Regions from separate parts of the Homo sapiens genome. Here region 1 is linked to region 2. Evidence: chromatin loops called from intact Hi-C (ENCODE). Cell type or tissue: psoas muscle. All regions are shown on one strand. Links, peaks and the distances in the headings refer to the core of each region. The heading gives the core; the rest is flanking DNA. Region 1 overlaps TXNRD2 (thioredoxin reductase 2). Region 2 has its middle 7.5 kb from the start of GSC2.

Evidence for each region. Peaks named below come from ENCODE experiments on the same cell type or tissue, not always from the same donor. Only the 100,000 strongest peaks of a DNase experiment are listed, where the experiment ranks them.
Region 1: a loop joins it to region 2, with 7 times the contacts of the local background. A loop is called at or near these places in 1 of 110 quality-filtered maps.

Annotation. Positions count from the first base shown.
Region 1 is chr22:19,884,996-19,889,377 of GRCh38, reverse strand. The region is part of intron 11 of TXNRD2 (thioredoxin reductase 2); the gene reads left to right. It also overlaps the pseudogene RPL8P5. Among named protein-coding and RNA genes, the nearest start is that of RTL10, 32 kb to the right of the region's middle. In psoas muscle, for the core only: no CTCF peak of the experiment used is centred there; DNase peaks (open chromatin) are centred at 757 and 2,387.
Region 2 is chr22:19,155,588-19,159,969 of GRCh38, reverse strand. No RefSeq gene overlaps it. Among named protein-coding and RNA genes, the nearest start is that of GSC2, 7.5 kb to the right of the region's middle. In psoas muscle, for the core only: no CTCF peak of the experiment used is centred there; no DNase peak of the experiment used is centred there; H3K27me3 peaks cover 455 bases.

The DNA.
Region 1 (4,382 bases), core at 153-4,152, 730 kb before region 2:
GCCTCCCAAAGTGTTGGGATTACAGGCGTGAGCCACTGCACCCGGTCTAATAATAACTGTTAAAGCAATAATGACCACTCGCCACAGAGCACGCTCCTTCCTGGGGGTCCTCTGGGCCTGAGCTGGGGGCTGCGCCGTACTCCAAGGCTGACTGTGGGGTCTTACACATCATAATGCACATAGGCAGCTTGAGTAGGAAAGGCCCTTATGCTGCCTGAGGGGAAGCTCACCCCCACCCCCCAAGGAGCCGCCCTGGGTATGAGACATCCCTGGAACGGCCTAGGGGTCCCTGGTGGCTGCTGGCAGTCACAGCAAGTGGCCAATCAGGTCCCATTGAGGCCCAGGGGCTCACTCATTTATTCAACTAACATGGCGTCTCGATGGGACCTGAGGCCAGCAGGGCAGGTGCGTCCCCTTCCCCCTGGTGGGCTCATAGCTGCGGGTAGGGGCCCGGGGCTCATTGAGAAGGTGCGATTCCAGAAAAAAAAAAAAAAAGAAGATAAATATTTTAAAATAATAAGCTTCAAGAATCTAAGTCCAGTTCCAAAGGCATACGCTCCTCTGTGCCTGGTCCAAGGTGCCTCACTGGGGCAAGTGGCAGGCCAGGCCCCGTGAGGGTGGCTGGCTCTGGGGGCCACATGCCTCATGAGACAGTCGCCAGGTGGCCCACAGGGCCTGTGTGTGAAGCCGTGCCCGCCTCGCATCGCCCACCGGCCCTGGAGCCTCCCACTCCCACACCCTCGTCCTCAGGCGCAGTGCTTGGCCCTGGCTGCCTCTGTCTGGATCACAGCCACTGGCTCACCCTGCTGTACTCCTGCTGGCACTTACCTCTCACCTGGGGCGCTGCCTCCTTGCTCTTCTCTTGGGAAAATGTGTCCCAGGCGGGCGTGAAATCAGAGGGCATGCCTGTTCTTCCCATCATGGATGAGAGAGGCGCATGATACTGCATGCGGCTGGCCGTCCCCGTGTCCCTGTGTCCATCAGAATAGATGGGAGTGACCCATGGTGACTGTGTGGGTGGTTTTTGGGCTTCAGCCTTCTCTGGTCCCTCCTTGGGGCCAGGCTGGCTGGACAAGCATGGTGGCTGCCCTCCATCTCCTGGGCCATTGACAGCAGCTGGTGGGGCTCTCATTGTGATCAGAGGAGGGCTGCCCTGCACGGCTGTTCCTAGCACTGGCCACACATGGAGATGGGCTGTCCTGCGTCAGGGGTGCTGCACTGCTGGGCCTGGGGCTGGAGGCAGCTCCGGGCTGCAGAGATGCTCAGCCCAGTGCTTCCTGAGTGTCAGTGTTGTGGGCCAGCCACACATATACATAGGAAGTGAGCACGTCCATTTGTACCTGGAATTACTATTTTTTTGGCAGAAGGACAAACTTTGTTGGGCCCATCAGCCCCAATTCTGAACCAAGTCCAGTGGGCAGCAATGAGACCCACTTTGCTACCAGCAGAGACATCTCTGCAGTGGCAGGTTCGCCAACGTGCCAGTGGTTGCCATCTCTGAAGGGACGTTCCTTGGGGCTTGCGGCCATACTCTGCACCATGGTCAGCAGCTCTTCTTTGCCTTATATGTAGTGGGCATGGCCTGCCTTCAGGATGGCTGGTCAGTTCGGCCACCTCTGGCTCCCACATTGACCACAGCTCTGTTGGCTGAGATGATCCTCTTGGAGGGCAGCTTCATGTAAGTCTTCCTGGTTTCCGGGCTAGGGGAGGTGACTGCGGTGTAGTTCTCAAAGGCCCAGGCTAACAAGTTCCAGTCTCAGCCTCTCCTCCAGGCAGCGCTTGATGGTACAGGTGTGGTGCCTGCAGGGAGGACGCTGCCGACGTCCAGCTGGGCCCTCTTGCTACAGTACACAAACAGAAATTGGCCCGTGTGGAGGCCCTTGGTGGTGATGGACAGCTCTGTCTGCTGCTTAAACTGGTGTGGATCCTGGAGACCATCTCAGCAGGGGCATGTCCTTCAAGGTGCCCTTGATGTAGCTGTGCCGCTCAGCTAAGTCCACAGCATGCAGGCCTATGAGCCCTCCTGCTTCATGTGCACAAGGAACACAGAGCTGGTGCCCTTCCTCTGCCCACGAATCCCGTGGCCCACGACTGCTCATGAATACAGCCTGAAGAGCTGTACCTGGAATTTTAATGCCCTTGTCGTTTGCAGAAAATATGCCAGAGTGTCATGTATCCATTACGTAATAAGCTCTTACAAAGAAGGAACATGGTGAAGATGCCTATAAATGGATGAGAAAAGGCAGGAACTGGTAATTTACAAAAGAGGAAATACAGTTCATAAACACGTGGCCAAAAATTACTTCATCTTACTAGTCATCAAAGAAGTGCAAATTAAAGCAGCATGACAGAGAGTGCTGTGCGCCGCCTGCCCCAGGAAGGAACAGAGTCTAAGGACTGCCCTGCGCCCAGAAGCCCCCACTCAGCTGGCCGCCCTTCCTTTGAGGGTCTGCCCCAGGAACTCAACTGACACATGGCAAGCTGGTGCCCCAGGTCTCCATCCTGGTGGTGTCTAGGAAGCAGAGCCTTGAGAGTGCCTGTCCTACCCCAGGAGGGGCCATTCAGCAGCACTTGGCAAATGCTGCACTGGGCACTCCAGAGCCAAGGCTTCGAGGACGGAGCTGCAGGGAGCACAGAGCCGCCCCATGGGGAGGCCTGCAGTGGGCCACAGGCACAGCTGGGAAAGCTCTGAGCACAACATGCAGGGCGAAAGACACCGGTGCAGGCACCCTTCTTTCCCTAAATGGCCTGAATAGTGCACATTTATCCTGGCATAGGAGGGAAATGGTCGGGAGCTGACCAGGCACAACTGCTTTATCCTGGCATAGGAGGGAAATGGTGGGGAGCTGACTGGGCACAGCCACCTGCATCCTGCTGCTCACAGCATTCGGGCCCCAGTGGGTCCCCACCTTGGCACAAGTCGTCCAACCTCCTGCAGGGCTCCAGGCCTGAGCCAGTAGGGCCTAGGACGCCTGATTGGCTGTCCAGCACCAGCAGGGAGATCTGGCCCTTCTCTGGCCACTGCCCAGTCCTTTGCTCAGCAAGACCCATAGTGGGGCTCAGGGCCTGGTGTCCTGCCATCAGGGCTGGCCACGGCTAGGGACGTGGCCCCACCCAAGTGGAGCTGGCCTCTTCCCTGCACCCACTCCCAGCCACGTCCCACCAGCCCAGCTTCTAACCCCACTGTGCCCTCGGCTGCCCTCCTCAGGGCTGAGCCTGCTGCCTGCCACAGGCCACTCACTCTTCTTTTGCTGTTCATTCCCGAAGGGCTGTGGAGTCCCTGCAGGGCCAGGCGTGTCTGTGCCGCGCAGCCCACTCTCCCCTGGCCATCCAGCCTGTCCAGCTGTCATGCCTTTCACATTAGTGGCTCCATTACATTCCCACCGACTTCCCAGAGTGATCCACAGAGCATGTGCGGAAGAGTCCTGGCTTTGGATGGGCCACCTATTTCCATGCCTCTTTTATCTCTTGTGACTACTTTTAAATTTATCTTTATTTCCTTCGGGACCTGGGGACAGGGTTTGGTCAGCACCTGCAAGGTCTGTAGTTGCCATAGTGCCATAGTTACCATGAGGAACATGATGAGTGCTCTTGGCTTCCCAGGACCAGCCAGGCAAGCGTGCAGAGGAGAGTGTGGGTGCAGCGTCAGATGTTCTGTTCCGGCACGGAGCAGGCACCAGGAAGTGCTGGGCCTGGTGGGCTGGACACCAGGTTGGAGAGGGACCAGACGGCTGAGCGTGAGCCCCCGGCCTGCAGGGACCACAGCCCCTCCTTCGTGCCCCAGCCCTGCCCATGGGGCCCAGCTCCTTCCTCTGATGTGGGCTGGCATCCCCTGTGTCTGGGCTGATCCCCGACCGGTGCCAGCCCTCCCGGCACCCAATTCCTGCGGCTGAGCAGAGCACAGAGGCTGGAGCCGGCCTCCCGCAAGCTGGCTTAGCCAAGTTGGTATGTTTTGACTCCTGCCCCGGGACAGCAGCTGGAGACTTAAGGGTTCCCTCTCACGGGAGCTTCAGCTTCCAGATGCTTAGGTGGGCGCCACCCGCATACCGGCCAGCAGCTGGTTTGTCCCAGCCACGATGAGCAGGGGAGCTATGCTTTTGAGGCAAAATTGCCTTCGCCATTGGTGGATCATCCTGAGCCCCTGGGAGCCGAGAGCACCTGGGGTTGGGAGGGAAAAGCTGCTGTGGCCATCCGCTGGCCTGGCAAAATCACACCCATCTGAGTTAGGGGAGAAAGGGACCTCTGCTGGCTGTTCGGCTATGAAGAGGCCCATGCGGTGCCCTCTCTCCGGGCCCCAGGCTGTGTGGAGACTGGCAGGGGGCAGCTGTGCTGACCCCCTGGACTGGCCATCCCCTGCCCCTCTTGGCCTTTGCACCCAAGAG
Region 2 (4,382 bases), core at 177-4,176:
AGTGCTTAGGATTTTACTTTCAGTTCTCAAAAGTGAGACCTGTTTTGCAATAAAGGCTACATGAAAGTTCCTGAACTGCCCCTACCAAGATAAAAAAAACAGTGCTGGCCGGGCGCGGTGGCTCATGCCTGTAATCCTAGCACTTTGGGAGGCTGAGGCGGGCAGATCACGAGGTCAGGAGATCGAGACCATCCTGGCTAACATGGTGAAACCTCGTCTCTATTAAAAATACAAAAAAATCAGCTGGGTGTGGTGGCGGGCGCCTGTAGTCCCAGCTACTCAGGAGGCTGAGGCAGGAGAATGGCGTGAACCCAGGAGGCGGAGCTTGCAGTGAGCCGAGATTGCGCCACTGCACTCCAGCCTGGGCGACAGAGCAAGACTCCGTCTCAAAAGAAAAAAATACAGTGCTGCGTCCCAGGAAGGATAGCAGAGCTTAGAGGTCTCAGTTGAAAATTGAAAGGATGGCCGGGAGTGGCTGGTCATGCCTTGTAATCCCAGCACTTTGGGAGGCTGAGGCAGGGGGCTCGCTTGAGCCTAGTAGTTTGAGACCAGCCTAGGCAACATAGTGAGACCCTGTCTCTATAAAAAAACACAAAATTTAGCCCGGCACGATGGTGCATGCCTGCAGTGCCAGCTACCCAGGAGGCTGAGGCAAGAGAATCACCAGGGCCCAGGATGGTGAGGTTGCAGTGAGTGTTGATCACACCACTGCACTCCAGCCTGAGTGACAGATCAAGACCCTGTCTCAAAAAATAAATAAATAAAGATTGAAAGGAGGTTGCAATGTGGTCTTTAGCAAATCCCAGTTTAATACATTATCTGGCTCCTGCAAAAACCAGTGGATCATGTTGTTTAATCCCAAAACTAGAAGGACACGCTGGGCGCGGTGGCTCACGCCTATAATCCTAGCACTTTGGGAAGCCGAGGCGGGAAGATCATGAGGTCAGGAGTTCAAGACCAGCCTGACTAACATGGTGAAAACCCATCTCTACTGAAAATACAAAAATTAGCCGGGCTTGATGGCACGCACCTGCAATCCCAGCTACTCGGGATGCTGAGGCAGGAGAACTGCTTGAACCCGGGAGGCGGAGATTGCAAGGTTGCAGTGAGAGGAGATTGCGTCACTACACTCCAGCCTGGGCGACAGAGTGAGACTTTGTCTCAAAAAAAAAAAGAAGGACACTTCCACAACTTGATAAAGGGCACCTATGAAAAATCCTCAGCTACCATCACACTCAATGGTGAAGACCGAATCATTTTCCTCTAAGATCAGGAACAACACAAGGATGTACACTCTCGCCACTTCAATTCAACATTGTATTGAAAGCTCTAAGCTGGGCACAGTGGCTCACGCCTATGATCCTAGCATTTTGGGAGAACGAGGCAGGTGGATCACCTGAGATCACGAGTTCAAGACAAGCTTGGCCAACATAGCGAAACCCCGTCTCTACTAAAAATATACAAAAATTAGCCAGGCGTGGTGGTGCGTGCCTGTAATCCCAGCTACCCAGGAGGCTGAGGCAGGAGAATCACTTGAACCTAGGAGGCAGAGGTTGCAGTAGGCCAAGATCATGCCACTGCACTCCAGCTGGGCAACAGAGTGAGACTCTGTCTCAAAAAAAAAAGAAAAAGAAAAAGAAAAAAGAAAAGAAAGCTCTACAATTAGGTAGGAAAAAGAAATAAAATGCATCAGTATTGGCCGGGCACGGTGGCTCACGCCTGTAAGCCCAGCACTTTGGGAGGCCAAGGAGGGCGGATCACGAGGTCAGGAGATCAAGACCATCTTGGCCAACATGGTGAAACCCCATCTCTACTAAAATACAAAAAAAAAAAAAAAAATTAGCTGGGTGTGGTGGTGCACGCCTACAGTGCCAGCTATTCGGGAGGCTGAGGCAGGGGAATCAAACCCAGGAGGCGGAGATTGCAGTGGGCCAAGATCACACCACTGCACTCCAGCCTGGTAACAGAGTGAGACTCTGTCAAAAAAAAAAAAAAAAAAAAAAAAGAACAAAATATTAGGGAACAAATGTAAACAAAATGAAAACTTAAACTCTGAAAACTACAAAACATTGTTGAAAGAGATCAAAGCACTAAATAAATGGAAGACATCTAATGTTCATGGCTTGGAAGAGTTAAATATTGTTGAGATGGCATTGCTCCGAAAACTAATCTACAGATTCAATATAACTCCTATTAAAATGCCAGCTGAAGCCAGGCATGCTGGTGAGCGTCTGGACTTCCAGCTATTCGGGAGCCTGTGGCTGGAGGATCACTTGAGCCCAGGAGATTGAGACCAGTCTGGGCAATATAGTGAGACCTTGTCTCTAAAAATAAAAAGGCAAAAAACGGGCAGGCGCAATGGCTCACACCTGTAATCTCAGCACTGTGGGTGGCTGAAGTGGAAGGACTGCTTGACCCCAGGAGTTCGAGACCAGCCTGGGCAACATAGCCAGACCTTGTCTCAATTTTTTTTTTGACTCCCTAGTAGCTGGGACACAGGCCTACGCCACCACGCCCAGCTAATTTTTGTATTTTTAGTAGAAACGGGGTTTCACCATGTTGGCTTGGCTGCTCTCGAACTCCTGACCTCAGGTGATCCGCCCATCTCAGCTTCACAAAGTGCTGGGATTACAGGCATGAGCCACTGTGCCAGGCCAGCAAGACCTTGTCTCTACAAATATATATATGTGTGTGTGTGTGTGTGTGTGTATACGTATATATATATTTTTTACAATTAGCCAGGCATGGTGGCATTTGGCTGTATTCCCAGCTACTCAAGAGGCTGAGATGGAAAGATGGCTTGAGCCAAGGAGGTCAAGGCTGCAGTGAGCTATGATCATGCCACTGCACTCCAGCCTGGGCGACAGAGTGAGACCTTGTTTCAAAAAAAAAAAGGTAAAGGCTGGGTGCAGTGGCTCACTCCTATAATCCCAGCACTTTGGGAGGCCGAGGTGGGCGGATCACCTAAGGTCAGACCAGCCTGGCCAACATGGCAAAACCTCATCCCTACTAAAAACACAAAAGTTAGCCGGGCATGGTGGCGGGCACCTGTAGTCCCAGCAACTGGGGAGGCTGAGGCAGGAGTATGGCGTGAACCTGGGAGGCGGAGCTTGCAGTGAGCCGAGATCGCGCCACTGCACTCCAGCCTGGGCGACAGAGCGAGACTCTGTCTCTGGAAAAAAAAAAAAGAAAGAAAAGGAAAAAGTAAAAACTGCCCACAGAATGAGAGAAAATATTTGCAAATCATATATCTGATAAGGGACTAGTATCTTAAATATACAAAGAACTCTCACAAACCGGTAATGAAGAAGAGACAAAAAAAAAAGCAGCCTCTGGGAGCCCAGCGGCCTGGGATGCCAGAGCAACTCCTCCAAGGCGAAGGGCGAGCGCCCAGCTCCTCTCACCACTATGAAAGAACACAACAGGGTGAGGCTTCTTTGCGATTTGGAGGCGGAAAAAACTTGGGAATACTGCCCAAGAAATTTGTGGGTGATATGGAGGATGCCAGCTTTTAGTAGAGCCTAGGGCAGTATGGGATTTGCTGCAGGTCCAGGCTGTGGTACCAGCAGCCCTGAGCCTGACCCTGTGACCTGACAGAGCCATGGCCAACGCTTGGCAGAGAAAGGTTTCATGTGGCGCCTTCAGCAGGCTGCAGTGGAAGGGTGGCAGTGCCCACTCCTAGGGTTCTGGAGCAAGGCCATGCCACATACCATTCACAAAATAGCCGGGCGTGGTGGCAGGTGTCTGTAGTCCCAGCTACTCGGGAAGCTGAGGCAGGAGAATCACTTGAACCTGGGACGCGGAGGTTGCAGTGAGCTGAGATTGCGCCACTGCACTCCAGCCTGGGAGACAGAGCGAGACTCCATCTCAAAAAACAAAACAAAACAAAACAGCTCCTTCCACGTTTCTGGGCCCTGGCAGGAACTGGGCATCTGACGATGGGCTACTGAGTGACCAGAAGGCTCATTAGAGCTGGGTATTGTCAGAGACACCCACTGGGTCTTTTATTTATTTTATTTTATTATTTTATTTTATTTTGAGACACAGTCTCGCTCTGTTACCTAGGCTGGAGTGCACTGGTGTGATCTTGGCTCACTGCAACTTAGCCTCCTGGGTTAAAGCGATTCTCCAGCCTCAGCCTCCCGAGTAGCTCGGATTATAGATGCCTGCCACCACGCCCAGCTAATTTTTGTATTTTTAGTAGAGACGGGGTTTCACCATGTTGGCCAGGCTGGTCTGGTACTCCTGACCTCAGGTAATCCACCCACCTTGTCCTCCCAGAGTGCTGGGATTACAGGCATGAGCCACCATGCCAGGCTTTATTTATTTTATTTTTTGAGACAGGGTCTTGTTCTGTTACTCAGGCTGAAGTGCAGTGGTTT